Linked DNA regions of Homo sapiens: regions 1 and 3 are each linked to region 2. A link is an interaction called in ENCODE POLR2A ChIA-PET data of the cell type or tissue named here. Cell type or tissue: CD4-positive, alpha-beta T cell. All regions are shown on one strand. Each heading gives the region's core, and the rest is flanking DNA. Links, peaks and the distances in the headings are about the cores only. Region 1 has its middle 9.6 kb from the start of TIPARP. Region 2 overlaps KCNAB1 (potassium voltage-gated channel subfamily A regulatory beta subunit 1). Region 3 overlaps TIPARP (TCDD inducible poly(ADP-ribose) polymerase).

The links. Peaks named below come from ENCODE experiments on the same cell type or tissue, not always from the same donor. Only the 100,000 strongest peaks of a DNase experiment are listed, where the experiment ranks them.
Region 1: POLR2A ChIA-PET joins it to region 2 with 6 read pairs; 10 of 35 experiments call an interaction of 5 or more read pairs at or near these places.
Region 3: POLR2A ChIA-PET joins it to region 2 with 6 read pairs; 10 of 35 experiments call an interaction of 5 or more read pairs at or near these places.

What each region holds. Positions count from the first base shown.
Region 1 is chr3:156,659,812-156,670,098 of GRCh38, reverse strand. No RefSeq gene overlaps it. Among named protein-coding and RNA genes, the nearest start is that of TIPARP, 9.6 kb to the left of the region's middle. RefSeq lists an enhancer at 8,574-8,623. In CD4-positive, alpha-beta T cell, for the core only: no CTCF peak of the experiment used is centred there; no DNase peak of the experiment used is centred there; H3K4me3 peaks cover 554 bases; H3K27ac peaks cover 1,378 bases.
Region 2 is chr3:156,519,729-156,530,015 of GRCh38, reverse strand. KCNAB1 (potassium voltage-gated channel subfamily A regulatory beta subunit 1) reads right to left here. Exons shown (of 14, transcript NM_172160.3): 12 at 6,069-6,189. Among named protein-coding and RNA genes, the nearest start is that of SSR3, 30 kb to the left of the region's middle. In CD4-positive, alpha-beta T cell, for the core only: no CTCF peak of the experiment used is centred there; a DNase peak (open chromatin) is centred at 5,304.
Region 3 is chr3:156,676,443-156,686,729 of GRCh38, reverse strand. It overlaps TIPARP (TCDD inducible poly(ADP-ribose) polymerase), which reads right to left. Exons shown (of 6, transcript NM_015508.5): 2 at 8,116-9,073. The coding sequence starts at 9,032. Among named protein-coding and RNA genes, the nearest start is that of TIPARP-AS1, 5.9 kb to the right of the region's middle. In CD4-positive, alpha-beta T cell, for the core only: no CTCF peak of the experiment used is centred there; a DNase peak (open chromatin) is centred at 5,529.

The DNA of each region.
Region 1 (10,287 bases), core at 2,673-7,672, 140 kb before region 2:
CAAAATTGCGTATGTGCATGAATCTCATATATCTAAAGTGAAAGAGGCTGGATGCAGTGGCTCACACCTATAATCCCAGTGCTTTGGGAGGCCAAGGAAGGAGGATTGCTTGAGGCTAGGAGTTTATGACCAGCCTGGAAAACAGTGGGACCCCATCTGTACCAAATTTTTTTTTTTTGCAGGGACGGAGTCTTGCTCTGTTGCCCAGGCTGGAGTGCAGTGGCATGATCTCTGCTCACTGCAAGCTCTGCCTCCCGGGGTCACGCCATTCTCCTGCCTCAGCCTCCTGAGTATCTGGGACTACAGGTGCCTGCCACCACACCCAGTGAATTTTTTGTATTTTTTAGTAGAGATGGGGTTTCACCGTGTTAGCCAGGATGGTCTTGATCTCCTGACCCCGTGATCCGCCCACCTCAGCCTCCCAGGGTGCTGGGATTACAGACGTGAGCCACCGCGCCTGGCTACCAAAAATTTTTAAAAAGAAATTTGCCAGGCAGGGTGGCATGCACCTACAGTCCCAGCTACTAGGCAATTGAGGCAGGAGGATCACATGAGCCAAGGAGGTGGCGGTGAGCCATGGCCACATTACTGCAATCTAGCCTGGGCAACAGAGCAAGACCTTGCCTCAATAAATAAATAAATAAATAAGCAGTCTCATTACTGCAATCCAGCCTGGGCAGCAGAGCAAGACCCTGTCTAAATAAATAAGTAAATAAATAAATAAATAAATAAATAAAATGAAACTATTATTCTCTAGGCAACTGAAGTACTGCTGTTTTTAAACCTATAAAATTTATTATTAAAAATACTGTCTTGATGTTGTTATAATGAACCAACTCCTGGAACTTACCCAAAGGAAGATTTCCTATTTCCCTGAGAAGGAGTTCTGCACTCGTGGGATTCTAGAACAAGATAAGATTTGGGTGTAATTTATTTACTTCAAATATGATGTTGGCGAGAGAAGATTAGAAAATGCTCCTAGGGAATATGTCAAGCAACAAGGTAGGGAAGTTAACAAACGTGAATTAATGAATTAAAGGTAACCTCAAAGGTAGGTTGGTTTAGAGCCTGTCATGAACATGCTTTGATAAATGTAAACTTAAAATTCATATTTTCATAAGGTGATGGAACATGCAGCTTGCAGACCATTTCCAAGTTTTAAAAATATCTCTCAGTTATAGTTTCCTCCCTCTTGAAACTCACTTTTTTCTCTGCCTCTGACAAGGCACCAGAGTGCTTCTGTTTAGGAAAGGTGAGGGTTAAAAGGCCTAGTAGAAAATGAAACAGATAAAAGTGTGAATAGGACAAGTTCTAAAATGCTTAAGCAAGATCACAAACTATTCTGATTATCTAAGATTTGCATTTGTAAATTGCCTAATCATCTGCTTGACTGTTTTGTTTTCTCAAGATCCCTAACAGTCAAGTATTCTCTTGAATCCCCTTCAGTTTTGGACCTGTTGAGTAATTCTTACAGCACATACTGAAAGTACTGTCTGATCTAACTGGCTTTAGGTCTGTATGTGATGATTTCCTCAGAGAAATCCCCAGATGTTTTCCTGATCATTCAATCAATTGATTCAACACACATTTATCTAGCGGTAGTTATGCAATGGTGACTAAGACAGTCTCCACTTGTTAGTTTCTTGTAGGGAAGTCTGTGTACTGACCACCCAGAATCACTTGGGAAAGCCTGCTGCAGATGCCCCAGTCCCACCGTAGTCCTCCTGAATCTCAGAGAACAGGTCAGGAGAATCTGCACTTTGCAGAAATTCTCTAGGCACTACTGCTTTAAGAGCTCATAGTCTTTTAAAACACTTGGGGGTGGGGAGGAGGTGGCTTACGGGTGTGGCCAAGTAGGAAAACAAACACACTAGCATGGTAAGTGCCATAATAGAGATTTACATGCAAGGCCAAATACAGTCAGCCCTCAGCATCTGCACACTCCACATCCACAGATTCGTCCAACCATAGATCAAAAATATTTAGGAAAGAAAACAATAAAAAATTAATGCAAATAAAAGTACAATATAATAACTATTTACATAGCATTTTATTAAGTAGTATAGGTAACCTAGAGATTACTTGAAGTAGATAGAAGGATGTGCATAGTATGCAAATACTATGCCATTTTCTATGGGGGACTTGAGCATCCACGGATTTTGGTATCTTGGGGGTTCCTGGAACCATGTCCCTGAGGAACAGTTGCATAGAGATGATGAATTAAGCCTAACTATATTGTCAGAGAAGAGGATTACCATCAGCAGATTTCTTAAAGTAGCTAGAAGTATTATTCTTTAGAATGTTAAGAGACTCAGCTGTTTTTTACTTGGGGTACATCTAAAATCCAATAGAAAAAAAATTTAAAACCTCTACTCAAAAAAACAAGTGAATTCCCAACTAAAAGATCTTGATAATCGTGTGCAGAGATCATGTGAGTTAACAGCACTTCTACTTGTATGAATTTATCCTGAGGAAATAATTAGAGTTTATGTGCATGGGTTTGGTTACAAATCCCTTTCCTACAACAAATAAATTGTGACTGAGTGCTCATTTTAATCCAGCCCCAGACACAGTTCTCTGTGGGAAAGCTTTCTTCTCCCCACTTCTTATACTGTCAAAGACATTCTGGGCCATGAAGAGTTCCCACTTTTGCTATTCAGGCACTGAAAAGCCAACACTCTGTTTTTATAGTAAAGAAGGTTTTTGTTTTTTTTTTTTTGGTTTTTGTTTTTGTTTTCCCCAGCACAGTAATAGAATTTAGGAACTGAATTCATTAATATCCCTTGGCAGCCTCACTGTGCAGTCTCTTGTACACAGCATACGTTTTCATGTTGATGTCCAAATTCAATATGGTGATTTTGGCAGACTGGACATCCTAGCCATTCACTAAAGAGAGATCATTCTGATGCTCACCTGCCTTTCATCTCTGACTCCTCCATTAGGCAGATAGCTCCTGGGTTTTTAAACTGGCCTGCACATGAGAATCACTTGAGCCACTTTAAATAAATATATATAAATAATATATATTGTATAATAAATATATTTATTTATATAACTAATAAATATAGTTATTTATTATATAAATAAATATATATATTTATTATATATAAATAAATATATATATTTATTATATATAAATATATATATTTAAATTTCATGGGCCTTATGCATTGAATAGGGACTGTGTTGTATTTGTCTTCTCCTCTTTGGTTCCCAGTAGAGCACTGGACATACATCAGGTAATCAATGACTTCACTTATTCATTCAACACATACTCTTGAGCATTTGTGTTCTAGGTACTTCTAAGTGCTAGGAATACAGTAGAGAATAAAATAAATGGTCAACTCTTAACATTCTAATAAGAGGAAGACAGGTGGTATCAGGTGGCGATGAAAGCTGTAAAAATAAAATAAGACATGGTAAGGGTAGGACAACCACATACTTTATCAAAAAAGGACACTTTGAGAATAATTATTCACAATTATGTCAATATAGTACAGCTGAAATCAGGACTGTCATGGAAAAACCAAGATGTGTGGTCACTCTACATAAGGTGTTAGAGAGTGCTGTGGAAAAGGAAATGAAGTGTTTTTAAAAAATATGATGTGCTGTTACTAGAAGGCCTCCCCAAAAAGAAAACATTTAAGCAGTAGCCTGAGGAAAACGAAGGCATAAGTCACACAGCTATTAGGGAAAGAGCATTCCAGGTAGATGGAATAGCATGTGTAGGGACAAGCTTGGCATGTTAGAGGGAAATCACAGAAGCCAGTCTGATGGGAGTGGAATGAACAAGAGTACTGTTGATGAGGTCAAAGGGATGACCAGAGGCCAGATTTCATAAAATCTTTTAGGCTTGGCCCATAGTAAGGACTTTGGATTTTACCCTGAGACAGAAATCTATATAATTTACTTTTTAAAAGGATCACTCTGGTGTTGTGTGGAGAGGATGGAAAGAGTGAACACAGGAAGATTAGTTAATAGACCAAGCAAGAGATGATGGTGGCCTGGATCATGATAATGGAGAGAGGTGGTTAGATTCTGGACACATGCTGAGGGTAAAGCTGAGTGGATTTGGTGTATGAGGGAAACTGAAGAGCCAGAAATAAGTCCTCAGTTTTTGGCTTGAGCAACTAGAAGAATGGATCTGTCCTTCACTTAGATGGTGAAGATTGTAGGAAGAACATGTTTTGGGGAACAGGGAGAAACGATAATGTAGTTTTGGACTTGTTAAGATTGACACATATTAGATATTTAAGTGAGAAAGTTAGTAGGATATTGCATAATTAAATCTAAAGTTTAGGGGAGACGCTGGAGCCACTTGCTACCATACCTAAGAAAGTCCCCACTGTCAAACTTACATAGCAAACATGTTCATTCATCCATTTTACATGTAGGTTAATTAGGAGGTCTTAAAAGTGTGTTTTTTAAAAGAGGAGCAGTGGGCCATATTCTGCATTTGCAGAGGAGGGAGATTTATTTTCACAAAGTCTGGGAGTGAAGTGTTGCCCAGTAGTGTGTCCACTCATATCACATTTCTCTAGCAGAAGGAAGCTGTAATCCCTATAAACATGAGCGAATTTAAAGTTCCCATTACCCAATTGTGACCTCATGACCCCATTCTGGGAAGCTGACTAAGAAATGACTTTGAGGCTAAAGAAATCAAACAGTTGATATTTGTATGTTATGTGACTAAAGAAAGAAAAAATAGTCAGGCCAAGCATATGAAAATAAAAAATCGATACAGGCTCATGCAAGCTTCTAGTAATGTAAGCCTAAATTTGGCCTTAAAACAAAAACTTATAGTATCAATTAGCATTCCTATTATTCTTCTTGCCTACAGACTTTAAAGAAGCAGCTGTCATTTATTTTCAAATGCAAAACAGATGGAAATTTATGGTACCAGGGAAATCTATACTAAGCCAAATAAAACACTTGCAGCATTATTTAGTGTATGCATTATTTTTACTTCATCACCTGCCTGAGACTCTTTGGTTTTTATTTTTCACTTTCTGAAGAGTTAGCTAAATTAGACATCAAGGCTCTGAATGGCTTTTTTTCAATTATCAGTGTGTTTACATTGAAACAAAGATAACCTCTTGGTTTGAAAGTTTTGCAAAGTCACCAAAAAACAATGTTACTTTGGTTAAAAATAACTCTCTATTGAAATGAAATAAATGTCAGCATTAGAGAAATGGAAACCAAAACTTTTTATCAGACCTCAAGTTGAAAGGCAGGAAATGTTAGCTGCATTGACAGAACCCTAGGTACAGGGAGTTGGTGAAAATAAATAGTATGGTTACACAGATAAGTGACCCAGAAAAGAACTTGTTGGTTGACATGATTTTTATTTATTCTTCTATTTTGTTGAATGTCTGCTACAAGTAGTTGCTGGGCACGCAAGTAGTGAAAAAAACGGACATGATCTCTGCCTTCGTGTTGCATATGGAAGAAGACGTATTAACTCAAATAACCACTCAAATCAACTTACAACCGTAAACTTTAATAAGTGCTTTGGAAGAAGTCTTTCCTGGTGAAGAAACATTTGGTTGGCTCTGATGATGGAGTAAGCATGAACTAGGTCAAAAGGATATGGGTGGGAGCAGCTAATGGTGGTCAGGGGACAGAATGTTAAGTGCAAAGCCAGAATTGTGAAGTTGTGGCATGCCAAAGAGAGCCACTGTGTCTGCAAAATAGAAAGTGAGAAGGAGAGTGGCTGGAGATTACTTGGGAATGTAGACCTTCAGGCCTCCTAAGTAAGAATTCTGAAGAAAAATGGATGTCATTGAAGTGCTTTAATTAGGAAAATGACATGATTATATTTTAATTTTTAAAAGTAAAGCTGTAATGAGGGGAACTTTCACTTCCAGTAATGAATTAGGCAATTCGGCTAACACTCTTACCAAGTAAAACCACAAAAGTTGGACAAAATATTTTGAAAATTACTCTGAGAGTTAACATGACAACATCTGGGATAATATCTGGGAGAAAGAAACTCGGAGAGGTGAGTAGAGCATTTAGAACCACTTTTCCGAAGAGGAGTCTGAGAAGCTTAATAGAAATTTTAACAGACTAACAAGGATAGGGAGATAAAACTGAAGTTCAAGGAAGGTAAAGGGAAGTGATGTCAGGTTTTGGGTTGGGACCCAAAGGACTACATGAGAGTAAGGGTAACATAGAAATAGGCCAACCCTCCTGGAGGGTTGAACCACCCACTTCATATTCTCTGAGGCCTTCCAACTGGATTGAATTAAGGTGATGTAGGATTGCTACTGGCCTTAATCTCTTACCAGAAGCACCTATAAAAATTCCTTGAAGAAAGATAACATTCTTCTTGGTCTAAAACTATTTTTACAATGATCCAAATGCAATATCTAGCATTCATAAAAAATAACCAAGAAAGCATTCACAAACTGGTGGGACAAGTCAAAGGACAAAGAAAGCAAATTGAAGGTCCTCCTACAGGCCAAAATAGGGCAATTTGAATGATAAAAAGAATAATGATGGTAATTCATTAAAAAATAGTGAATAAAAAGAAAATCCATGAGTCTATAAAAATACTCAAAAAAAGTTGGGGGGCCTGGCATGGTGGCTCATGCCTGTAATCCCAGCACTTTGGGAAGCCAAGGTGGGTGGATCACTTGAGGCTGGGAGTTGAGACCAGCCTGGCCAATATGGTGAAACCCTGTCTCTATTAAAACACAAAAATCAGGTAGGCATAGTGGTGTGCACCTGTAATTCCAGCCACTTGGGAGGCTGAGACAGGAGAATCGCTTGAACCCTGGGGGCAGAGGTTGCAGTGAGCTGAGATCGCAGCCACTGCACTCCTGACTCTTTCTCAAAAACAAAACAAAAAAAAAAGGGAGAGGGAGGGGATACAAAAAAAGAGGGAAAGCTTTTCTTTATAGAAGAATGCTAGCTAATAAATGTGGACAGATTGATAGAATTGGAAAATCACCATTTTGAATCACAAAAGTAATAATAATGGTATACGAGGTAAACTGAAGAGCCAGGGATGGCTCTTCATTGACAATGAAAGGATTATCAATGTATACTAATGCCAATAGGTGAGAGGTTGGAAAATAGTCATAGTTTCCAAGTATCTCCTTATACATTACTCATTAATAACACAAAGAGATAATCTGACAATAGAGAAATCCAACACATATCACATTAACCAAATGATCAAACTTAAAAATGAATACTGATGGTACTAATGAACATTACGAGCCTTCTGATATTAATGAATAAGGGAGGACAAACCATCATCTATGTAGTGTTGTTGCCAAAATATTTAATCTAAACCTAAGCATTAGACAAATCCAAATAGTAAGACATTCTACAGAACTCTTTAAAAACTATCAATGTCATGAGAGGGGAAAAAAAGGCAATGGAACTATTCTAGATGAAAGGAAAGTAAAAGCTATGCCTAAACCTAATATAGATACAGGATATTTTAAAATGCTATAAAGGATGTTATTTAGGCAATTGAATAAATTTGCAGATGTACTGAATATTAGATATATTGTGGTATCAATGTTAAATTTCTTGAGTGTGATAAGAGAGATATTGTGATCATGTAGGAGAATATCATTGTTCTTAAAAGAGATACATGTTGAAATGTGTAGGAAATGAAACATCCTTTTATATGTAGAGGACTTTCAAATGGCTCTGTAATATCTATATCTATACATATGCATGCAGTCTTCACTTTGCAGGACTGTAAAAAGATATGGTAGTACAAGATTATAAAAATGACCATGCAAGCTGAAACTACAAAGTGATCTTAATCAATGGGGAAAATCACAGTTGTTCTGTCACCTTTAAAAATGTTTACCAAAACATTAAGAACACTCTTACGGTCAGTCATAAATGCAGAAAATTGTAAAAAAAAAAAAAAAAAAAACACAAAACTAATTTGTATTTAGTGCACTGTAATTTAAAACATTAGAAATATTGAGGATTAAAGTGTTTTATTTCTTTGTTAAAACTTACCAAAGGCCAGGCATGCTGGCTCACACCTGTAATCCCAGCACTTTGGGAGGCCAAGATGGGCAGTTTGCTTGAGCTCAGGAGTTTGAGACCAACCTGGGCAACCTGATGAAATACTGTGTCTCCAAAAATAATACAAAAATTAGCCAGGCATGGTGGTGTGTGCCTGTAGTCCCAGCTACTCAGGAAACTGAGGTGGGAGTATGGCTTGCACCCAGGAGGCAGAGGTTGCAGTGAGCCATGATCATGCCACTGCATTCCGGCCTGCGTGACAGAGCAAGACCCCATCTCAAAAACAAACAAACAATCAAACAAACAACATCAACAATAAAAAGCTTACCAAGAATAATTTGAACAGTGTTGCTTCTTCTGATTATATAACTTATCTTATGGATGAAGCATCTTTTCTCCACTTTCACAAATCATCATATTCCTTTCTAAGTTTAGATTAGCTTACATTATTTTATCCTTTGCATTTTCAGTGTTGTGAAATGTTTCTAAAGAGATTTTCTAATTGTATCAATCTACCTACTTTTTTGTGAAGTTTTTTGGCAATGTCACTTCCTCTGGGACATCTTCATCCTTTTTTGTCACAGCCACTTTCTTCATTAATGTCAATAATTCCACCTTTACTAAGTTCCCCTGACTGCATACCTAGAGTCTTTCTAATGATCACAGTGTCAATATTGCCATAGCCAACTATCGTTTCTGTAACTCTATGTTTGATCTGAATTTCACATCCAGTGTTACTACTTTTCATGTTTTTCCTTCACTTTCATTTTTCTTGGCCAATTTCCTCTTTCTAATATCTGTTTTGTTTTGTTTTGTTTTGTTTTTTTGAGACAGAGTCTTGCTCTGTAGCCCAGGCTGGAGTGCAGTGGTGCAATCTTGCTCACTGCTACCTCTGCTTCCCAGGTCCCGGTTCAAGCAATTCTCCTGCCTCAGCTTCCTGAGTAGCTGGGATTACAGGCAGGAGCCACCATGCCCAGCTAATTTTATTTTTGTAATTTTAGTAGAGACAGGGTTTCACCATGTTGGCCAGGCTGGTCTTGAACTCCTGACCTCGTGATCCACCTGCCTCGGCCTCCCAAAGTGCTGGGAGTACAGGCATGAGCCACCGTGCCCGGCCTTTAATATCTATTTTTGTAAAATATTTTGTGAGTTTATCACTGGGAGACAAGGAAGTAACACAATTTCACGCCTTGCTGTCTGTGCATGAACTGAAAAACAGATGTGCAGTGATCAATTGCTGACAGATTTTCAAAGCAGTGAATGATTGGTCACTGTCATTGATGATGATGCACATTTGTTAATTACATAATGGTTGGCAGACTGAAGTTCTTGCAGTGAAGTTTGTACTTTGTGTAATTACATTTAGTAGGCATAGTCACCGAAATTTGAATCATGTCATTGGGTAACTGCCTTTGTGTATGTATGTGTATATGCATATATGCATAGTTATGTGTGTGAATCTAGAAAAAGGTTATATAGGTAGCCCATTGTATTATTCTTGCAGCTTTTCTGCCACTTTCAAGTTTATCTTAATAAAAGTTAGGGGTGGGAGGGTGGGAAGGAAGCAGATCATAAGGAGATAAGACAACGCAATAGAAAATCTAAAGAAAGAATAGATAAGCCAGGCGCCCTGGCTCACACCTGTAATCCCAGCACTTTGGGAGGCCGAGGCGGGTGGATCACGAGGTCACGAAATTGAGACCATCCTGGCTAACATGGTGAAACCCCATCTCTACTAAAAATGCAAAAAAAAAAAAAAAAAAAAAAAAATTAGCCGGGCGTGGTGGCGGGCGCCTGTAGTCCCAGCTACTCAGGAGGCTGAGGCAGGAGAATGGCGTGAACCCGGGAGGCGGAGCTTGCAGTGAGCCAAGATCGCGCCACTGCACTCCAGCCTGGGCGACAGAGCGAGACTCCGTCTCAAAAAAAAAAAAAAAAAAGAATAGATAATAAAAACAAACAGGGAATCCAGAGACTAGAAAAGGCTATGGAATCAAACCGCCTGGGTTTGAATCTCATTTTAATTACCAGCCATGTGATCTTAGACAAGTTATGGAATATCTCTGAACTTGTTTCTCTTAAAAATTAGGGCTAAAAGAATATCTACTTCATAGGGTAATATGGATGGTTAAATAACTTTCATATATGAAGTAATTCTAAGTGTACAGATGTGTTAAGATGGGGAGACTTTACTGTCTTTAGATACTAATAAGAATCCAGAAGACAGAGGTTGAAGCTAGGAGAAGAGATAGTGGCGTATGCTTCTTAAGAAGGTGGGAGGGGATGGGA
Region 2 (10,287 bases), core at 2,518-7,517:
AGTCACCTTCTTGCTGTGTCCAGAAGCTAAGGTCCCCAGGAGCCTGCTGGTGATTACAGTGGACTTCTGAGTCCTTAGCTGCCTGGAACTCAGTGTTGCTGGACTCATAGATGCAGTGTCTGCTGGGCCTTCCTGCTAGATGCCCCACCAGCACCGCAAACTTCTTGCTATAATGCCTGGCCTTCTTGCATTCCCAATCACATTTGGGGGCATCACCAGCAATGTGGCTCCCCAATCTGGAAACCTGGGAGTACTCTTTAAGAACTGTCCTGTTCTGACCCCCTTTTCCCTTTTAACTGCTAAGTCCAGTTGATTATTCCTCCTAAATATTCCTCTAATCAAGTGGTTTTCAAACTTTGGTATGCATCAGAATCATCCAGAGGGCCTGTGAAACACCCATTGTTATGGCTCACCCGCTGAGTTTCTGATTCAGGTCTGGGGTGCAGTCTGTGCATTTTTAACACACTCCTAGGTAATGCTTATGCTGATGCTGCTATCTGGGACCATGCTCTTTTTTTTTTTTTAACCAACTTTATTGAGGTAAAATTTATACATCAAAAATTTTACCCATTTTAGGTGTACATTAAATAATTTTTATAAATTTACCAACCATCATTTTTAAGGTGCAACCTTCACCATTTTTAATGCAGTTTTATAACATTTCCATCACCCTAATAAGATCCCTACCTCAAGTACCAGGCAGCCACTGATCTACTTTTTGTCTCCAGATTTGTCTTTTCTGGACATTTCATCTAAATGGAATCATACAATAGGTGGTCGTTTGTGTCTGGTTTTCACTTAGCATATGTTTTCTAGGTTTTTCCGTGTTGCACTATGTACCCGTATACCATTTCTTTTTGTTGCTAAAGAGTATTCCATTGTGTGGATACAGGGCTCAGTTTGACAATGACTGCTTTGGTTCAGCTGTCTTCTCCGGTTCAGCTGTCTTCTCCTCCTCAGTCACTGCTGCCCTCACTCAGGCCCTCACCATCTCTCTCCTGGATAACTGGTTTTCCTACCTCTTGCTTGAATTGTCCCCTTATATTTCCCCCATACAGCTCTCATCCAGCCAGCAGCAGTCTCTCTAAACACAAATCTGATCATATCACTTCCCTAGCTAGTGCCTGACATAACTCATTGTCCTGTAAGATGAGGTTCTTAATTCTTACCTTGGCAAACCTTATTTTCTAGCCTACCTCTGCAGCTTCATGGCTCCCTACCTTGAACTTTGTGCTTCAGGAGCACTCACCTGTCTTTAAATCCTCTCCATCTCCAAGCATCTTGCTGCTTTTCTCCTCTTCCTCTCCCTTCATTCTGGGGCACATTGCTCAAGCTGTTCCTTTTGCCTGGAATGTCCTTTTGCCTTCCCCTTTCTTTTTGCCTCACTAATATTTGCCTGTCATTTGAGATTCCCCAAAGGTATTGCCTGCTCCTAAAGTACTTCCCTGAATTCCAAGCTCCTACTCTAATTCCCTTATCCCCTGTTCCCTTCTTAATATGATGACCTGTATTAAAATTATCTGTTTATTTTCTTGACTTGCCCACCAGGCTGTGAGGTATGCCTTATTTGCAGTTGGATGCTCAGCCACCAGCCCAGTGTCTTGCACAAAGTAGGAACTTATTAAATGTTTGTTGAATAAACATAGGCATGGATGATTGATGGATGTCCCCAAGCACATCTTCTGCCCCCATTTGGACAGCCATATTGTCAACTGATACTCTTAAGCTGTTACCGTGTCCAGGCCTTTTATGGTAATCACTGAATTTCCACATGGGCAAAATACAAAATAGTGCTGTATAAAAGTACCAATCCAATCTTTCTCTCTCTTTTTTTTTTTTTTGACTGCATTATTTGCTGCTTTGCACTGAGAACTATTTTTGGCCTTAAAGGTAGTTCTGAGGACAAAGCAGGTTCTAGGTAAATTATTGCCCATAAACTACCTGACTACTCGAGGTCACCAACAGCTGATTCCCCTAATGGGCCTGTAGGGCACAGGAGAACCCACTGGGCAGAGCTGGTTACTTCCATGGTAGCAACTGCAGCTGATTCTGGATAATTAGCACCTCTAACCAAGTGTCACTAGCAAGTATGTCCAGAGTGCCTGTTCACTAAGAACAAAGTATGAATGCTGGCTCCAGTATACCTGTGTGACTTGGGGAGCAGGCACACAGTTGGGTTCAAGTAGTTTGCTTTCTGCCGGAGGATCCCTCTCCCACACTCTCCTAGCAGATCAAAGATAACGTGCCTGGAAATAATTTCCCTTTTGATTCTGAGAGTTTTGTGGCTATAAACAAAATTATTTATTTACAAAGAAAGAAGTGACAGGTGAGAAAGACATCTGAGAGGACAGGAGGAAAAGGGGAAAAAAAGCATGTTTTAATTTAAACTCAGATCCTGTAAAGAAGGCATTTCATGTATATCTAATATCTAGTAAGAGTCTAAATCTTGTAAAGATTTCCTCTGTAGAAAGAGAGTGTTCTTTCCTGTCTTTCAGGGCTAAGTTTAATACTTCATGTTACTATCTAAAAACCATATATGATTGTGCAGAATATGTTTCTCTGCATATTACTCTGATTGCTTGCCATGGCTAAGAGCAGACAGAATTTCAAGTTTTGCATGTCTACTCTCTGCAAGAACATTATCATCTTTATTAGCACTCACTGAGCACCTACTTTTTGCTTTATATATATAATTTCCCTTTACTCAACTAGTTTGTAAGATATGTATTATTATACCCATTTTACAGATGAGAAAATTGTTACCAGGTTAAGTAACTTGCCTGTGGTCAAATAGCTAATATGTTTTACTGTGCTTGTTAAAGCTGTAGAGTTGCTAAGTAATAACATTAAATACATTGTTTGATTTTATTTTATTTTTTGAAGAAAGGATTAAAGCACCAGTCATACATATACTACGGTACATGGCATTTTCCCCCCTCTAAAATCACCTCCCATTTCTATCTTTCTATGACTGCTAATTGCAACTAACATTTCTCTGCCTTCCAACCTCTGAAGAGTCAAGCTACCAACAAATATTCTATTAAATTATTTTATTTGCATAGACCTTATCTTGAGCTTTTTATCTCATTGGGTTAGTGTTTCTGATATGTCCCAATTCCTGCTATTTCTTAATCTTTAGGATTTTTTTTTTTTTGTCTAGAATCAGCACCCATTTTATTCCTTTCTCATAGCTACCACATGAATTCTTTTATCTCATTTCTTCATTTATAAGTGGAGATAGTAATAGAAAATCCTCCACTAGCATCGGTAAGATATGACTAGTAATAGTATAGACCTCCGCGGATTGTTATGGTGATGAAGGAGACAAGACAGTGAGAGTGAGCCTGAGGTGCTTACTATAGAACCTGACAAATATCCCCTAGTAAGGGAACCAGAAGTCTCAGGGCTTTTCTGCCCAGTGTGTAGCCTTTGGCAGCACGTGGCTATTGAGCATGCAACGTGTGTCTAGCCTGAATTGGAATGTGCTTGCTCTAGGTGTAAAATATATGCTGGATTTTGAAGATTTGTAGAAAACAAAGTAAAATATCTCAATTTTTAATATTTATTACATGTTGGAATGATAATATTTTGGCTATATTGGGTTAAAGAAAATCCATTATTAAAATTAATTTCACATGTTTCACTTTAATGTTTTAATGTGGTCACTAGAAAATTTAAAATAAGATACAGTTATGCATCCCATAGCGACAGGGACACGTTCTGAGAAATGCATTGTTAGGCGTTTTCCTCATTGTGTGAACATCATAGGGTACTTATGCAAACCTAGTTGGTATAGCCTACTGCACATCTAGGCTATATGGGATAGCCTATTGCTCCTAGGTTCCAAATCTGTACAGCATGTTACTGTACTGAATACTATAGGCGGCTGTAACACATGGTGTTGTGTATCTAAACATAGAAAAGGTATGGTAAAAATATGGTATAAAATGGTATACCTGTGTAGGGCACTTACCATGACTGGAGCTTGCAGGACTGGGAGGTGCTTTGGGTGAGTCAGTGAGTGAGTGGTGAGTGAATGTGAAGGCCTGGGACATTCTTGTACACTACCATAGACTTTGTAAACACTGTGCACTTAGGCTACACTAAATTTATTTTTAAGATTTTTCTTTCTTCAATAATAAATTAACATTAGCTAACTGTAACATTTTTACTTTATAAACTTTTAATTTAAAAAAGCTTTTGGTTGGGCACAGTGGCTCATGCCTGTAATCCCAGCACTTTAGGCGGCCAAGGCAGGCGGATCACGAGGTCAGGAGTTAGAGACCAGCCTGACCAACATGGTGAAACCCCTTCGCTACTAAAAATACAAAAATTAGCCAGGCTTGGTGGTGCACACCTGTAATCCCAGCTACTCAGGAGGCTGAGGCAGGAGAATCGCTTGAACCTGGGAGACGGAGGTTGCAGTGAGCCGAGATCGCGCCACTGCACTCCAGCCTGGGCGACAGAGCGAGACTGCGTCTCAAAACAAAAAACAAACAAACAAAAAAACCTTTGAACTTATTTGTAATAACATAGCTTAAAACACAAACACATTGTACAGCTGTACAAAAGTATTTTCTTTATATTGTTATAAGCTTTTTTTCTATTTTTAAAAAGTGTTTTTTTAGCTTTTTAAACTTTTTTTTTTTTGTTAAAAACTAAGACACAGACACACTCATTAGCCTTGGCCTACACAGGGTCAGGACCATCACTATGTTCCACCTCCACATCTTGTTCCTCTGGGAAGTCTTCAGGGGCAGTAAAACACATGGAGCTGTCATCTCCTGTGATAATAATTCCTCTTTGGGGAATACCTCCTGAAGGGCCTGCATAAGGCTGTTTTACAGTTAACTTTTTTTTTTTCCTAGTAAGAAGGAGTAACACTCTAAAGTAAAGATGAAAAGTATAGTATAGTAAATACATAAACCAGTAACATGGTCATTTATTATCATTATCAAGTATTATGTACTGTACATGATTGTGTGTGCTAGACTTTTATATTACTGGCAGTGCAGTAGGCTTGTTTATTATACCAGCATCACCACAAACACACAAGTAATTCATTGCACTCGGACCTTAGGATAACCACAACATCACTAGGCAATAGCAATTTTTCAGCTCCATTATAATCTTATGGGATCACCTACATATATGTTGTCCGTCGTTGACTGAGACACCCATGATTGAATGTGGTTCATATTATCTTTCTCTCAAACAGTGGATGTGGTTTGGGGTTTTCTTTTTTTTTTTTTTTTTTTTTTTTTTTTTTGAGATGGAGTCTTGCTCTGTCACGCAGGCTGGAGTGCAGTGACGCAATCTGGGCTTACTGCAAGCTCCGCCACTCGGGTTCACGCCATTCTCCTGCCTCAGCCTCCCAAGTAGCTGGGACTACAGGCACCCACCACCACGCCCGGCTAATTTTTGGTGTTTTTAGTAGAGACGGGGTTTCACTGTGTTAGCCAGGATGGTCTCGATCTCCTGACCTCATGATCCGCCCACCTTGGCCTCCCAAAGTGCTGGGATTACAGGCATGAGCCACCGTGCCCAGCCGCGTGTGGTTTTCAATTGTTACCAGCAATCATGACCTTTCATGGACTCCACAGCATTAGAAGAACAACGTTTATGGCCTTCAAGAACTTTCAGGGTGAAGCTATTTCTCTAGGATCAGCTTTTCATGTGGCAGTAGCCTTGGGCCTGTCACAGCCCTGTATCTCATCTTCTCACCAACCCTGGTTTAGTTTTCAACAGACAGAAATTTGAGCCAGAAGAAATGGATGTCACTACACAGTTCACCCCTGACATCTGTGATAGTGTATGTTATCACTGACATGTTCTCATTTAAACTATGTTATAAGAGCAAGGAGAAAGAAGTAAGAAAAATTTGCTATCATGTAGAAAATTCTGGGGAACCTCAAATAACTCACTTTATATTTAGCAGGAGTTTATGCTTCAGAGATCATCTGTCCCTGCAATAGACATTTTATCATGGTAAGGGTGTGGTCAGCAATAGAAAACTATGATCTCAGCAGAAGTCCCTCTACCACCCCATAGCTTAGTAATTTTCTTACCAACAGCTAGCTGAGGTAGTGTGCATCCCAGACGCTCCGCAATTGGGGAAAGGTCTTTTAGCTTGTTTTGCTGTTTTCTCCCTTCTTCACTTACAATTCTTTCTTTCAACCACTGGTAGCACTGGGGAAAAGCATAACATTGAAATGTTAATGTCTGGTAAAGATCTGATGTCAAAGAATGGTAATTCAATAAAATATGTGAACCTCATAATGATTTTCTGAATTTTTTGACCCTTATGTTTCACACTGACAGGGATGATTTCATGCAAAGAAATGTTCCTCACGATCTTGCTCCTTGTTTATTGGTTCAAAACAGATTGATTTTGACTAATATTCACCATTCAAATTGATCAGCCTGCACAGAAGTTGTTATAACCCTGACCGTGACATACAAGCACTTAAATCCTAGCCTGTCCAATAGAAGAAGTAACGTTTTTTATTGGGATAGCCCAACTTTAGAATGTAGCAAAAAAAAAAGTACATTTACAACTTACCAAGATCTATTATGTCTCCTTTTTATTAAGAAAGCTGGGTGCCAAGCTTTCTGCTCAAAGAAAACCACTATTTTACATTTTTGTTTAACTATTTTTCTCCCCCGTGCTTTCAATTCACTGCTAATCTCTTATTCTTTTTATAATGGGGCTTTGTTGTTAGCTTCTGCAGCTTCTTCCTAGAAGCAGACATGGCATAACTGATAGGTACTGAGTTGGTTTTTAAAATTTTAAAGTAGATAAAGACTTTGCAAATGTTATTACCTATTGTATAACTATTGAAACTTAAAAAAGTAAAGAAACTCAAAACAGGAAACTATTCTTTAAAGCCAATGAGAAGAAACTGACCCTGATCTATAGACTACAAAATGAACCTAATTTCCTAAATATAAAGATAAAAATCTTTTAGAACTTCTCAATGCCTTAGTTTCCAGAAGGCTCTGCTCTTACTATGAGAAAGGGAACAATAGACTCTTCTACATAAAGCGAGCACTTAAGCAGCAACACCCAGGGGAAAAGAGTATTTGTAAGAGTGTTAGTCTGTTTTAGGGAAAACAATTAAAAATCATCACACTGTGTGGTAATGTGGACTTTCTCTCTTGCGTGTAATTGTGACATAATACATAATAGCCATCGCAGATCTTTATCTTCCCAGAGACCGCAGAATGCTCTGCAACAGGCAGTGGGCCATGGACACTGCACCCACATGATTTCAATAGGCTGCTGGCTTTTGTTTTTTGAGCATTTTTTCATTATTCTAAGACAATATTTCCAAAGAAAAGGGTAACCACATTATGTTTTATTGTGATTTTTTTGAGTTATTTTGCCGATGAGAAAAGGAGAAGGGCAAGCCGCCCCAGTTTTGTCTCCTAAATCTCAAAGGCTTATGGGCTGGCTCCTAACCTGGTAGCCTGCTTGAGGAGATGGCTAAAGTTTTCCCAGCCTTAGCTCTGAGAAGCCTCAGCTTCTTCAAAAAGAAGAGTGGCCTGGAGCATCTCTCCAGAGATGACATTTGGTGCCAGTGGTGATGAGGTGGGCATTGTGAACAATGGACACTGCCTTGGGGCCGGGGCAGACTTCCTGGGCCAGAGTGCTGTCTATGTCAGAGAGTCCCTGAACTTACTTTTGGTGTCCTCAGTGGGAAAAACATCACCAATCCTCACTAAAGTTTCATAACATCTTTCAGAGGACCAATATCTCTGAATGTTATTCAAACCGACTAACAAAGATTGAAAACTAATAGCCAACTGCTTTTTGAACAATTGCTTCTTATTAGTATTAGAATTTCTGAGTTTCAGTATATACCATGCATGTAAAGAGTGGTTGGTTTATCAATCAATCTTTTGTAACTTTTCCGTTTTTGAAATCTTGTATGCAGTGCATTCTCTTTCTTAGGATTGGGTTACAAGTTCTATTTATGTGTGTGTGTATATGTGTATGTGTGTGACACACACATACACACCATTTTCAGAGACAGACTTCCAAAAGTAAAAAAAAAATTAAAAAGAAAAAAGCAATTATTTATTGAGTCCCAATCCATGTTCAACACCATAAATCTCATTGTTGCTTTAACCTATGGAAATACAAGCAGATTAGGGTTTTTAAAAAGTAGATGCATAGTTTTTATACTGCTTTCCTCATACCAAAGGAAACAAAAGTGTGTTGGAAATAAACAGCTTTAACTGCTTTACAAATGAGAAAATGTTAGCAGAGATAGGAGATGAGGCTTAATTAAAATGTTAATTAAATATGGAAGCAAACAAGTGTGTTTTGTAGGAAGGTTGGAGGTGGGTGTGGTTGTGGCAGTAATAAACCCTGCTTGCTGACTGGACAGTAATCTATGAATCAAAAGGTGAAATCTCCTCATCCAACCCTATTCTATCACCCCACTGCACTGCAATGATTTGATTACATGTTGGTTTTTCTAAACCTAGCAGATAGAAGCCAGGGATGGCTTGTTGTTCATGTCAGCATCTCCAGTTCTGACACTTATGGCTGGCAAGGAGGAGGGGCTCAACCAATATGGTGGTCAGGGAGGAGGCAGAGAAACCAGAGTTCCGTGGAGTCAAAATAAATCTCTTCCCGTTTTTCAGATTGATCATGACACCTCCTCCCCAATGCAGTGTGACTCTGCCAGCAGTCCTGTGGGACTCCACAGGGCTTGTGGCTTCCATATTATTTCATAATTCACCCCTTCATATGTCTGTCCCTATTACAAGTCCCGGAGCTACTCCTTGAGGGTTGAGACTGTCCCATTCATCCCTGTGTCCTCAGCACCCAGCACAAAGTCTGGGTATACTCATTAAATATTTGTCAAAGGGACAATTGAATGAGCTTTGCTCTACAGATTAGTTGGCTATTAGTTTTATGTATGTTACAAAACTCTAAATTTTCCTAAAGCCTATTTCTTTGCCCTCTCCCAATGCTATGATGATTTTATATGTCCCTATTTCATAGGTATTGATATTGGGGTAAGAATAGTCTGTGAGACTTGCCCCAGATCCCTAATTAGTTGTTAGTTAATCTTGGATTGAACTCAGGCTGAAACTGGAGCCATGGACAGAATCAGTCACATTTCAGTTCTGAACACTGTCTAGAATAATTTAACAACCAAGATCGTTGACTATTTTACTTAAACTTCAAAGTCTTTGACTCAAAACAAAAACAAAGTCACTAATGAGGTTGAGATCTCTAGGTAAAATGCTAGAGCCGAAAACTTGCCTTCTGAAATTTTACCATAATGTACAATATGCTTAGTTTCTTAATATGAACACTTGATGTACTTGGACCACCCCTCTCTCCCAACTTTGATTCATCGAGGTGTGCATGCTTCTTATTTTTCTTTGACAGAGGGGTACATAATTTTGTAATATTTTTTCGAGACAGGGTCTCATTGTATTGCTCAGGCTGGAGGGAAGTGGCATGACCTCAGCTCACTGCAGCCTTGACCTCCCAGGCTCAGGTGATCCTCCCACCTCAGCCTCCTGAGTATTTGGGACTACAGGTGAGCATGATACCTGGCTAATTTTTTGTATTTTTGTAGAGATGGGGTTTCGTCATTTTGCCCAGGCTGGTCTCAAACTCCTGGGCTCAAGCGATCTGCCCACCTCCACCTCCCAAAGTGCTAGGATTACAGATATGAGCCACCACACCTGGCCTATAATTTTTCTAGAAAGCATTTTGCCATCAACAGGGAGGAGCTGCCAATAAATTTTATTGCACTATTTATTTCTATTTAGAAGCTATACACCTGGTCTCTTGATCAGACTTTATTGATTTTGTTATGGCTCATCAAATTAATTTAACAAAGACTTATGTACCTCTTACGTACTCATCAGGCTCTGTGATGAGTCAGATGAGCAGGTTTCAGTTTGTGTCCTAGATGTATTCACAAATCATTACCTAGTAACATGGGAAGTGTTTTTTTGTTGGGGTTCCACTCCTGTCAATGATTTCCTTACAAGCTATGTCTTTACTGCCTTCTAATGGAAAATGCCATGACAAGATGGTGCACAACCTGAGCTGATCACAGTACCTTACCCTTTTGGCCACTGTCATTGGTCTCACAGGGTGGCACATGACCTAAGCTTGTCCAGTCATCTCTGGACTGAAGTTGGTAAAGAAAAGATTGCTTTTATCTTAGGTTACATGCCTTTAGAAATGCAAGCCTGCAACCACCAGTTTTCCTGCTCCTGGCCTCATTTATAGTAGAAGAAAATGACACCCAC
Region 3 (10,287 bases), core at 3,327-8,326, 160 kb before region 2:
ATAAACTATTAGCTTAATTTATTTCTGCTTTGACTTTTAAATTACAAATGATACCCATAAAAAGGTTTTTACTCAGAATTTTCTATTATTTAGCTTTGGCTTTTTCCCCAATTAGTCCAGATGAACTAACTGATCAATGAAAGAATCAGAAATATACTCATTGGTGACTTATTACGTATTTGATGCTAAGAACCCAGAGAAGAGTAAACAGCTTTCAGCAGACTAGAGATTTGAATGCATACAAGCAACCTATATATAGAGAATTCATCACTCTGATAGTTCTTTAAACAAATTGCTAGAGAAAAAGACTTCCTAGAGAAAAGACAGAGAGTCTTTTTATTGTCTAGGTTTTATAAGCTATAACAAAACCTTTCAAACATCGTCTTAAATTGGTAACTTTTTCTGAGGGAGTTGGATTCTACAAAGCCAAGTTTCTATGATAGATTCAATTTTATCAATTAGTTAAGAGAGTCGAAATTATTTCTGAGTAACAAATTTGTAGAACACTTTACATAATGCTTCTGATGTCTGCCAGCATTTGGATAATCCAAATGTCAGAAAGCAAGCAAGCAAAGTTCCTTCTGTTTCACATACTTTACCCTGACTCTGTTTCACATACTCTGCACAGATTCAAGGATGTCTTTCTTTTATTAGGATGAGTAATTAAACCTTAGAAGGCAAACCCAGTGTTTATCCTGTGCTAATTTTTACTCTCTAAATGCCTGGTAATGAAAGAGCTAAGCCAGGTGACACTCAGAAACCAAAGACCAACCACAGCAGGAAATTATTTAGAGTATTTTGTGCCATTTGCCCTCTCTACACCTTGATCAGCTGCAGGAACTGTGAAGATCACAGGGTGCATGCAAGATTCTGAAAGCACATGCACTACTGCAAGCAAAGTTCACCCTTTGGTCCTCACCCTTGCCATTCTTCACTGACTGTTCAAGTGCTAGTGAAAATTTAGACCAAAGATGATCATCCAAACTCTTTGGCTATGTCGTATAAGTGGGACAATTTAAGAATTCTTCAATTAATTCAAAAAGAAAAGCTAATGTAATAAAGAGAAATTCTTGTAAGTGTGGTCTAAACATATTTTCTAATCATTACCAGAAGTACTATGTTTCAACATAAGATTACTCACAAATCCTTCCTTATACTCAGAGGCAATAGCACCAAAACAGAGGACTTCAATTTGCATGAAGAATACAAATTTACTGAACTCTTCCTCAGACAACTTAGTCATGGGAGATTCTCAATACACTCCTTACACAACTTTTTGTGGTACACATACTCGAAAGTCACTGGTTTCTGTAGAAGGTGAAAAGGAATAGTTGCTCTAGCATTCTCACTCTTGTAAGAACTTATCCTTTCATTGTGATGACCATGCAAAGGTTCTTTACTTGTCAAGTGGGTGTTACCAGTAAGTAAACAGCATAGAGCAGAGAAAGATCCAGGAGACAGACACATTTTGTTGTGTGGAAACGGCAAATAGGAATGCTTAGTTAACTCTCTTCAATGCTTGCCTTAGTAACAGTAACTAGCTAAGTCAGCAAGGAAAATTGGAAGTTTCACAAATGACAATTAGAAGTTTACTAACGTCATCAACTTCTAAAATTTGAGTTCCTAATCACAGAATTGATTATATTTAGCTCAAGTCTGCAATACTGTCCTCTTCACAGACTGAATATAAATCTTTACAAACAGAATTTATTGTACATAAAATCCTTAATTTTCAAAAATTTCAAAATGTATTTCAGAACCTACCACTTGTAATTTCAAATTCACTATTAACAAGTGAATTAATCTCAAAAATTTGAAGCTTTCAGTTACTGTGTCAGGGATTGAGGTGGATTAGGTTTAACGTTTGAAGGAAGAAATTTTAAATTGGGGTGAGTCTGTATACGGTATAATTCTCAGTCCCTAGAAAGCACTGTCATAAACAATCTATAAATATAAAAATAAGCCCTATTTAGTTTTGTTAAAGAAATTCCTTCACATCACTGGGCGCAGTGGCTCACGCCTGTAATCCTAGCACTTTGTGAGGCCGAGGCAGGTGGATCATCTGAGGTCGGGAGTTCGAGACGAGCCTGACCAACATAGAGAAACCCTGTCTCTACTAAAATACAAAATTAGCTGGGCATGGTGGCGCATGCCTGTAATCTCAGCTACTCAGGAAGGCTGAGGCAGGAGAATTGCTTGAACCCAGGAGGCGGAGGTTGCAGGAGCCGAGATTATGCCACTGCACTCCAGCCTGAAACTTGGTCTCAAAAAAAAGGAATTCCTTCACATCTAAAATGTGGCTTGTTTGCTCCTAGAAATGGTGAACTTCAGAAGTATTTTATTCCTTGTACAGTTTCTGTTTAAGGTGTTGCAAAGTAGCGGTAAAATCAAGATCTCAGGCTATCACCTATTTCAAACCCAGAATCAAAGGGAAAATGGCTTAACCTTCAGCACTGTGGTCTTTTTCAAAGATACAAAATCTCTCGAACTCACTTTACCTTAAGACCCCAATCTTATTATAAAAGAGAAACTCTCCTACTTTTACAAAGTGAGTTTCTTTCAAAACTTTTACAGTGTCCAATTTGAACTAGCCATACAAGTTGTGCCAAAATAATTATCTTGCAATTTGAAATATGTTTTTTCCTTTGCAAAAAATGATATACACATGTACTAAGTTTTCCTTCCACAAAAAGACAATTGCAACTCACAAATTGGAGACTGATAATTATTAAAGGTTGTTGGCTAAGGTTAAGAGGACTTAAGGTCCTAATTTAAATGCAATCCAGAATCATCACCATCAGACAAAGGATGCAGAATCTGGTGGTCTCAAATCAGGAGATAAAAATAAAAGAGACCATGGGAAAAAAGTCATAATCTCAAATGGCTGTATTTTTGTAGCATTCCTTGAGTAGTCAAGGTTTGCATAGACTACATACTGCTTTATCCTTTAGGAATAGCACCCAAACCCAGAATAAAACTAAGGATCACTGACCATGATTAGAAATACACAGAAGAACTTATGAAGTTTATCTTTACTTTATGGTAGATTGTAAATCTATGATCTAGAAATTCTAGTATAATAGGATAATTCTAGTATAATAGGAAATAGATTTACAGGGACACAACAGAGTTATCAGTCAAAAGTCAGCATTTTTTTTTTTGCATGCCCACTATGTGCAGAATGAAATTTTAAATGCTGAATGGAGTTACTACTATAAATTGAGCACCCCAAATCTGAAAATCGGAAGTGCTTCAAACCCAAAACTTTCTGAGCACCAAGATGATACCCAAATGCTCACTGGAGCATTTCGGATTTCAGATGCTTAACTGGGGTACTATGCAAATATTCCAAAATCCAAAATCTGAAACACTTCTGGTCTCCAAGAATTTTGGATAAGGGATATTCAACTTGTATTCCTTTTTTTTCTTACTTACAATAAAAAGTAAGAGCTTTGGATTCAACTCAATGATAAAATATATAATGTATCATGCAATTATTTTTAGGGAATGCCACATAACCTTACAAGCTATTTCCTCCAACTGTCTGATTTAAAAGTTATAAATCATTTTGACAAGGTTCATTTTCATTACCATAAATACATCAGGAAAAGAATGACCCCAACCTGAAGCCAGGTGGCAGCTGCTTCAAAAAGTCTAATCTGCTTATTGATGAAAAACCAAAAAGGGAATAAATAAATGATTGCTATTGATTGCCATGACAGCTCTACACAGATCCAGTAACTTCTCTGGGTTAGTATAGACAGAAGCCAATTAGTTTTATTTCATATGTAAATAGTAGCATAAAGAAGTACAAAAAATAATTCATTGGATTGCTTTATCCTAAAGCACAAGGCACACATTTTGAAAGTCACTTCAAACACAGTTCTTGCTTATGGAGCTGTCTTTCTCTTAGGCAGAAATTTTTAAAATAAATTTAAACTCATCCAGCTGTGTATATTCAAGAACTACCAAAAAGTCACAAGGCATAGTAAGTTTCAGCTGTTCTCCTCTCTCCAGTGTTATCAATAACACATAATGAGTTAGTTCATACATCATCACAGCTGTGCACGCCAGAGCTAACTTGGCTAATTTAACTACTCCAGTAGAGTTCAGTCAGGAGCTTGCTCTAGTTTAGCTAATTCACTATGCAAGTCATATAGGGACTGTAACAGTATATGCTTTTTATGATCATTAATATACATTTCTCTTTTATATAGAGTTTCTGTGAAGTCATCTAATGGTATTGTCCCTTGGACAGAGTTTAAAAATAGACTTCTAAGGGCAATTAGCAATCAAAATCACTCAGCAACTAAAACTATGACAACACTCTAGCCTTAAGCCTTAAAGCAACTAAAGCTCCCTCTTTTATCAGTGAGCATTAATCCCAAAAGAAAAAAACCCTGTCCTCTGAAAAAAATTAATAATGGATTCAGGGTTTGCAACTTTCCTCTTCCTCTTCACCTCCACTCTCTTTCAATAAATTCAGAATTAGAAATAATCATTGGTCACATGTGCACCTGCAGGTAGCCTCCAAAATAAGGTTTGCAGTGTGTCCCTTCTTGACAGGTGGAAATAAATAGAAAATTGTTCTGGCTCAATTTAAAATGAATGTAATATGAAACTAGTGGTGATCTTGTTTGCTAAAGAGAGATTTGCACAACCTCCATAATTTCAATTATCCACAACAGTACTCCACAGTGTGCAAGGCTCTTTTAAAACTGCTTAATTCTGCCATCCAATGTCATCGTCTACTAAGGATGAGTGCCTACACTGTTCCAGACTCTGTTTTCTTAATCGAAAACACAACACTCAATGTTGTTTCTCAACTGTATATTTGGAATTTGGAAATTCTCCAAGGCTCATCTCGTGTGCAAAAAAGAAGCCTCAGCATCTATATCTGGGAAGTACATACACACTAGTATGCAGTTGATGTTGGCAATGAACGTTTGTAGATGTACAAAAGCAAAATGAGAAAGCAAAGTGGGATTACATCATAATTTCATTACAAGGAACAAATAAGCATGTATTATTGAAATCCTTTTTTAATGTGCTTTTAGTATCTAAGCATCTTGACTAAAAAGTTGGAAAGGTCCTGTGAATTTATCTAGTTCAACTTCCTTTCCAATTTCATTCCTGAGAACAAAATGAACACTATACATATAATTTAGATTTAGGTATTAAATCCAATACATTTGCAAAGCTAAATAAAAGATTTTATCTGTACAGTTTGAAACTATGAACTTTCATCTCTGCTAGAGACCCAGAACTATGAACTTTCCCCAAGTATATCACACAATGAAGATGTTATGGATACAGAATATGATAATGATTTACCAAGCCATATAAACTACTGAAAACAGTGGGATAAACAACTGCCATTCATTATTTCTGAATCCAAAGACTGCTGGTTCCAACTTCGACATATACACAGCTGAACACACACTTCCTGGTTATGCGCAATCTGCACAGATAGACCAGCTTTACAGGCCTGACCACAGAGATTAATAGCTTTAGCCAAATAATGTGGTAACCATGTGAACCTGGGCTGCTCCAGCTTGTTTGTGAATCTCTCAGCAAGGCTCAACATGCCGTTATCTGCATCTTGTTGCCAGGAAACACAACATCGCTTTGGAATACAAGGAAAACCAGGTTGCAATGACCACAAGTCAACTTCCCAAAAGCCTAATTTTTGACACTTAGCTATCTACTATATTACAACATTTCTTCCTGTAATCTTCAGAGAACTTCACTTTACTAGTAATTTAACAGTTAATACTTTTTGCTATTTTCCTAGGACAGGACCACTTATTACCACTAACAATGTAGTAGGAGCAATGGTAATTATAATACTTCACTCACACTTTTCTTCTCCCAAGTGTCAGATAAACATTAGTTTACTTCATTAAAACTGATTTGGAAATCAAGCACCCACTGCAACTACCTCATAATACAACAATGCAGGCTTATGGGCCTATATCTATGTCTATTCTTAAGCAAAACAATCTTACCAAAGGATAAAAAACAGCCATATGCTCCTGACCTAAGAATTCCTGGATTTTCTGGGATCAAAATGATTATCTTGCCTTGTTCTCATGGTAACAGACTGTCATGTGTTGGCCAATAATCCTGCTAGTTTCTTCCTGATCAATTCAAACAGATAGAAACTTAATGTACCAAGATGCTGAAGTACTCAGCAGACTGGAAATTTGCTTCATGAAGGTGAAGTGGGAGCCGCTGTTCTGCAAAGTTTTGCAATCTGGAGATAGAAGGATTAGAGTGGCTTTGAGAGTATATAAAATTAATTACCCTTGACATAGCAATTAGAATTGCTAGCTCATGGGCAACAGAGATTTTGGAAAATACCTTATTAAAAAGATTTTTAAGATAAAATGGAAAAACATTTTTCTCTTCCAATGCCGGCTTAAAAAAATAAGTTAAAAGTACTTAGCTGTATTATAAGATTTTCACTACTGAAGCAAGGTGGAATCTTGAGTGTAATATATTATCAAGATAATACATTTATAGTCAGGAAAACTACACTCTTGATATGACCTTACTTTTATCTCATAGGGTCTTCTATGTAATACTTTTGAATTTGGGCTTTATACTGTTTCTCTTCTTGTTCAGCACTTCCCTTTTGAAACACAAGATGCAAAGTTCTAGTCTCATGATAATTAAGTTGCTAAAAAGACACATGGATTTATGTACTATATAACTGAAATATTAAAATTATTAAAAGACAACCATTTACCCATTACTGAATGGGAACGAGATAAATGAAAAAACAAAAAACAAACAAACAAAAAAAACCATGTTTCTGTAATGCGAACAAGCTCTGTGGGCACCAGTCAGAATTCAGAAGGTTGACATGAAGACTACCAGAATCAGACAACTTGGAAATGGTTTACTGCAACCATTTGCTGACTCTCTAGACACATAGGTAGTGTAAATCAACATATCTGTGAACAAAGATGACTCAAGGAATTGTTTTCTCTTGGACTTCTGGGATGGTATATTCAGTGTATTTTCCCCTCCAATATGGGTCATCTCAGTACTATACCAGGCCATTCATTAGTATGAAGCTGTTAGGTTGCCTTCATGGCCTCCCCAATCAGGGAGCATGGACAGAAGTGTTCTTCTCTCCCTTTTAATTTTAATCCTTACTCTTGGTCATACACAAATAGCTATTAACACCACACACTTTAGCTCCTTCTATGCTACAGGAGAAATAACTTACAGATGTAAACATTAATGCTTATTATATAGCCATTTTTGCACTAGCAACTTTACATGAGGCAACTATCATTTTCTTCATTTTAAAGTTTAAAGAAGAATTCAGATGTGGAAATACCAGTTGCCTGCCAGTGAATGCTGCTTAGACATCCATACTAAAAGAACTGAGTTATGTGTATACACACATCTTGTGTACCAAAACTCAAGGATAATTGTTTGAGTATTAAACATACCTTACCATAAATTCATCCCTTCACTGATTGTTAAAGGACTCTTCCAGGTTAAAAAAAAAATACCCTAAATTCTGGAAAAATTTATTTTATCTATAATATAAACTTAATGGTGAAAAGTTCCAAGGAAACTAATAAAAGATCCAGAAGTATGGGAGGAACTTCTGAATCATTCACAGAAAAGATGTTTATACCATTCAAAATGAAGAGGGTCACAAACATCTCTCGACAATACTATTTTTCTTTAAAAAATAACAGCTGCTCAATGTGCAGAGCTTTAAAATTAGATAAATTAGGAGATTCATTATTTATGTTATAGTAAGATTCGCCAGACTTTCTTTCAAAAGCCAGCTTTCCTTGGGTGATTAAAACAGTATTTGATTCACAATATTTAATGTATGTGCAACTTCTCAGTCACACGCACGTTGAACTGACATATGAATTGTTCAAATCGTAAAACTTTCATTGTCCGGTTGAGTTAATAGCCTGCATTCACCCACCATGAAAAATCAGGACAGCACAGTCAAAAGAATAATAGTGGAAAAAAAGAAAACCTGTTACTACTGAAAGAAACCACCCTACTAAGCTTTTAGCTTCTTTACCTTCTCTATAGCATTTAACAACAGTTCTACAAGTTGTTATAAATACATACCCATACTTCATTCTCATTCTATCATTTTCTGGGTTACAGTAAAATCTTTCCAAGTGCTCCTGAGAATCATTGAATACACTCTGCCACTTTTGAGTAGTTGTCCTTTTGATCTGCCAATGATATGGCAAGACAGTGTGGTGCTTCAAACAATCCCTGCCATAAATACAAGTGCCTTGCAGAAAGTCCATGCAAATTTCAATTCCGTTCTCTTGGTGAGTGTGGTACTGCAACTGGTTCACCAGCTCAAACACGAGGTCAAGGGAAGCCTCTTCACTTTTGTCCTGAAAGAGCTCAGTACTCAGCTTATCACTGGTGTCCAGAATGTATTGGATTGTAAAACTGTTTTCTTGGAAAATGCCTGGAACATAATCTATGACTTTGTCTAAGCAGTCAGGACTAGTAGGAACATCACTTGAAACTGGGTGCAAAAGATCAGTCTGGAAGTGAGCTGGTGTGGAATCTGCCACCGTCCCACTGAGGGTTTCTGATGGAAAGCTGTGATCTTGGATTGGAACCACTCGTTCTGGAGCTTCAGTGGAAGGATGGGCTTCCGGTATCTGGTCCCCAACATTTGTCCTATCAGGAATCAGAACAGACATATTATTTTCTGCTGGTGGGCATGATGAATTGATTTCCATGGCTTTCTTCATCATAGGTTCATGTAAGCTGTTCTCATCTGTACTCTGGTTCCTAGATCTAAAAACCCCATCAAGTGAGCCAGATTCTAGAAGAGTGTTTAATATTGGCCTCAAAGACCTCAGGGTTCCAGTTCCCAATCTTTTCTGATCCTTTTTCTTAAAACAAGTCTTCAATGGAGTGATCTTCTCAGAGAGTCTCATTTGGCATGAAAAGTCATCAGGAGGAGAGGGAGGCTGCACTACACAGTCTGGCTCAGGTTCGGTGGTTTCCATTTCCATAATGTGGATTAGCTCCAACTGCTCCTCAGAGTCTAAAAATCCTACGAGGAAAGGAAGGAAGATGATCATTTACAAACTGACAGCAACTGGATTTCATTCATTCATTAAAATGTTTTGTTTTTGTCCTGACTGATTCCCTGAAACCATTCCTCTTATACTATATTTAGTTTTTACAAGTCAATTTTAAATTTTATCGAGAAATTAAGGCTCCAAAGCACCCAAGGCTATTCAAAAGCACACAGCAGGTAAAAGTAGAAGAGTCTTTCAACAGGCCATTGGCATGCATTTGTGGACTGAATACATAAGAGTTTGCAATTCTGCTAGGTTAAGAATTTCTACTATAAGGTTAGAGTGGGGTGGGAAATGGGAGGTAGAAATAACTGTATCTAGATGATGACAGCAGGGAAACCACATTTCCACTCAGCTTTGCGGTTCTCTTTATAGTTGTTTATGTATCACCTATCTCATGAGTTGACAAAAAGTTTCTTTAAAAGTTCATCAAATGAAAGATAAACTTCAAACTTAAAACAGTGAGTCAATTTAAGGGTATAAGAACATACACAAGTAACAGGGGCTCTCAATTGAAATGTTCTATGGGAGAAAGCCAGGAGTCTGTTAAGCATTTCTATATTCAGAAAGCTCTAATATACTATCCAAGAATGTTAAGAGTCTACTTTTACAACCCCCAAAAACATTACCGCTTCTGATGGAATACAAGGGTGTGTTTAGTAACAGAAGCCCCATTAGCAACAACCACTGCACGATGTGTCAGAAGACAAGCACAACTTGGTAACACAGAAAAAGCCTCCTAGTTCTTGCCTTCAGAAAAGTTACATACATACATTTTTAAAGAGCAAATGAAGGCATACTATAGAAAAATAAAAAAAAAATATAAAACACACACCAAATTTCAGATTCCTAATCAACTACTGAAAGAGACGAAAAAGTCCTTTCTTCCAAGAATCAGACCCCTTGAAAAAAACTGAAATTTGAAAACATTTACTGAGATTGTGCCAGGTGAGAAAGGAATGGTGATGAGCAATTAATCCTCTTCTCTCTTGTCCAATAAACTGAAAGAGATCTGTGACGCAAGGTCCCATGACTTAATCAAATATGCATCCTAGGTGCCCAATAAAGTGCCTAGCTACCACAATGCACACAGCTGGTGTTCCATATATATTTTGTTGGCTGAATTAGTTAAGAAAAGCACATATTAAATGCTTAGTTCTTTGTTGTTTGTGGGTCAACAACAAAA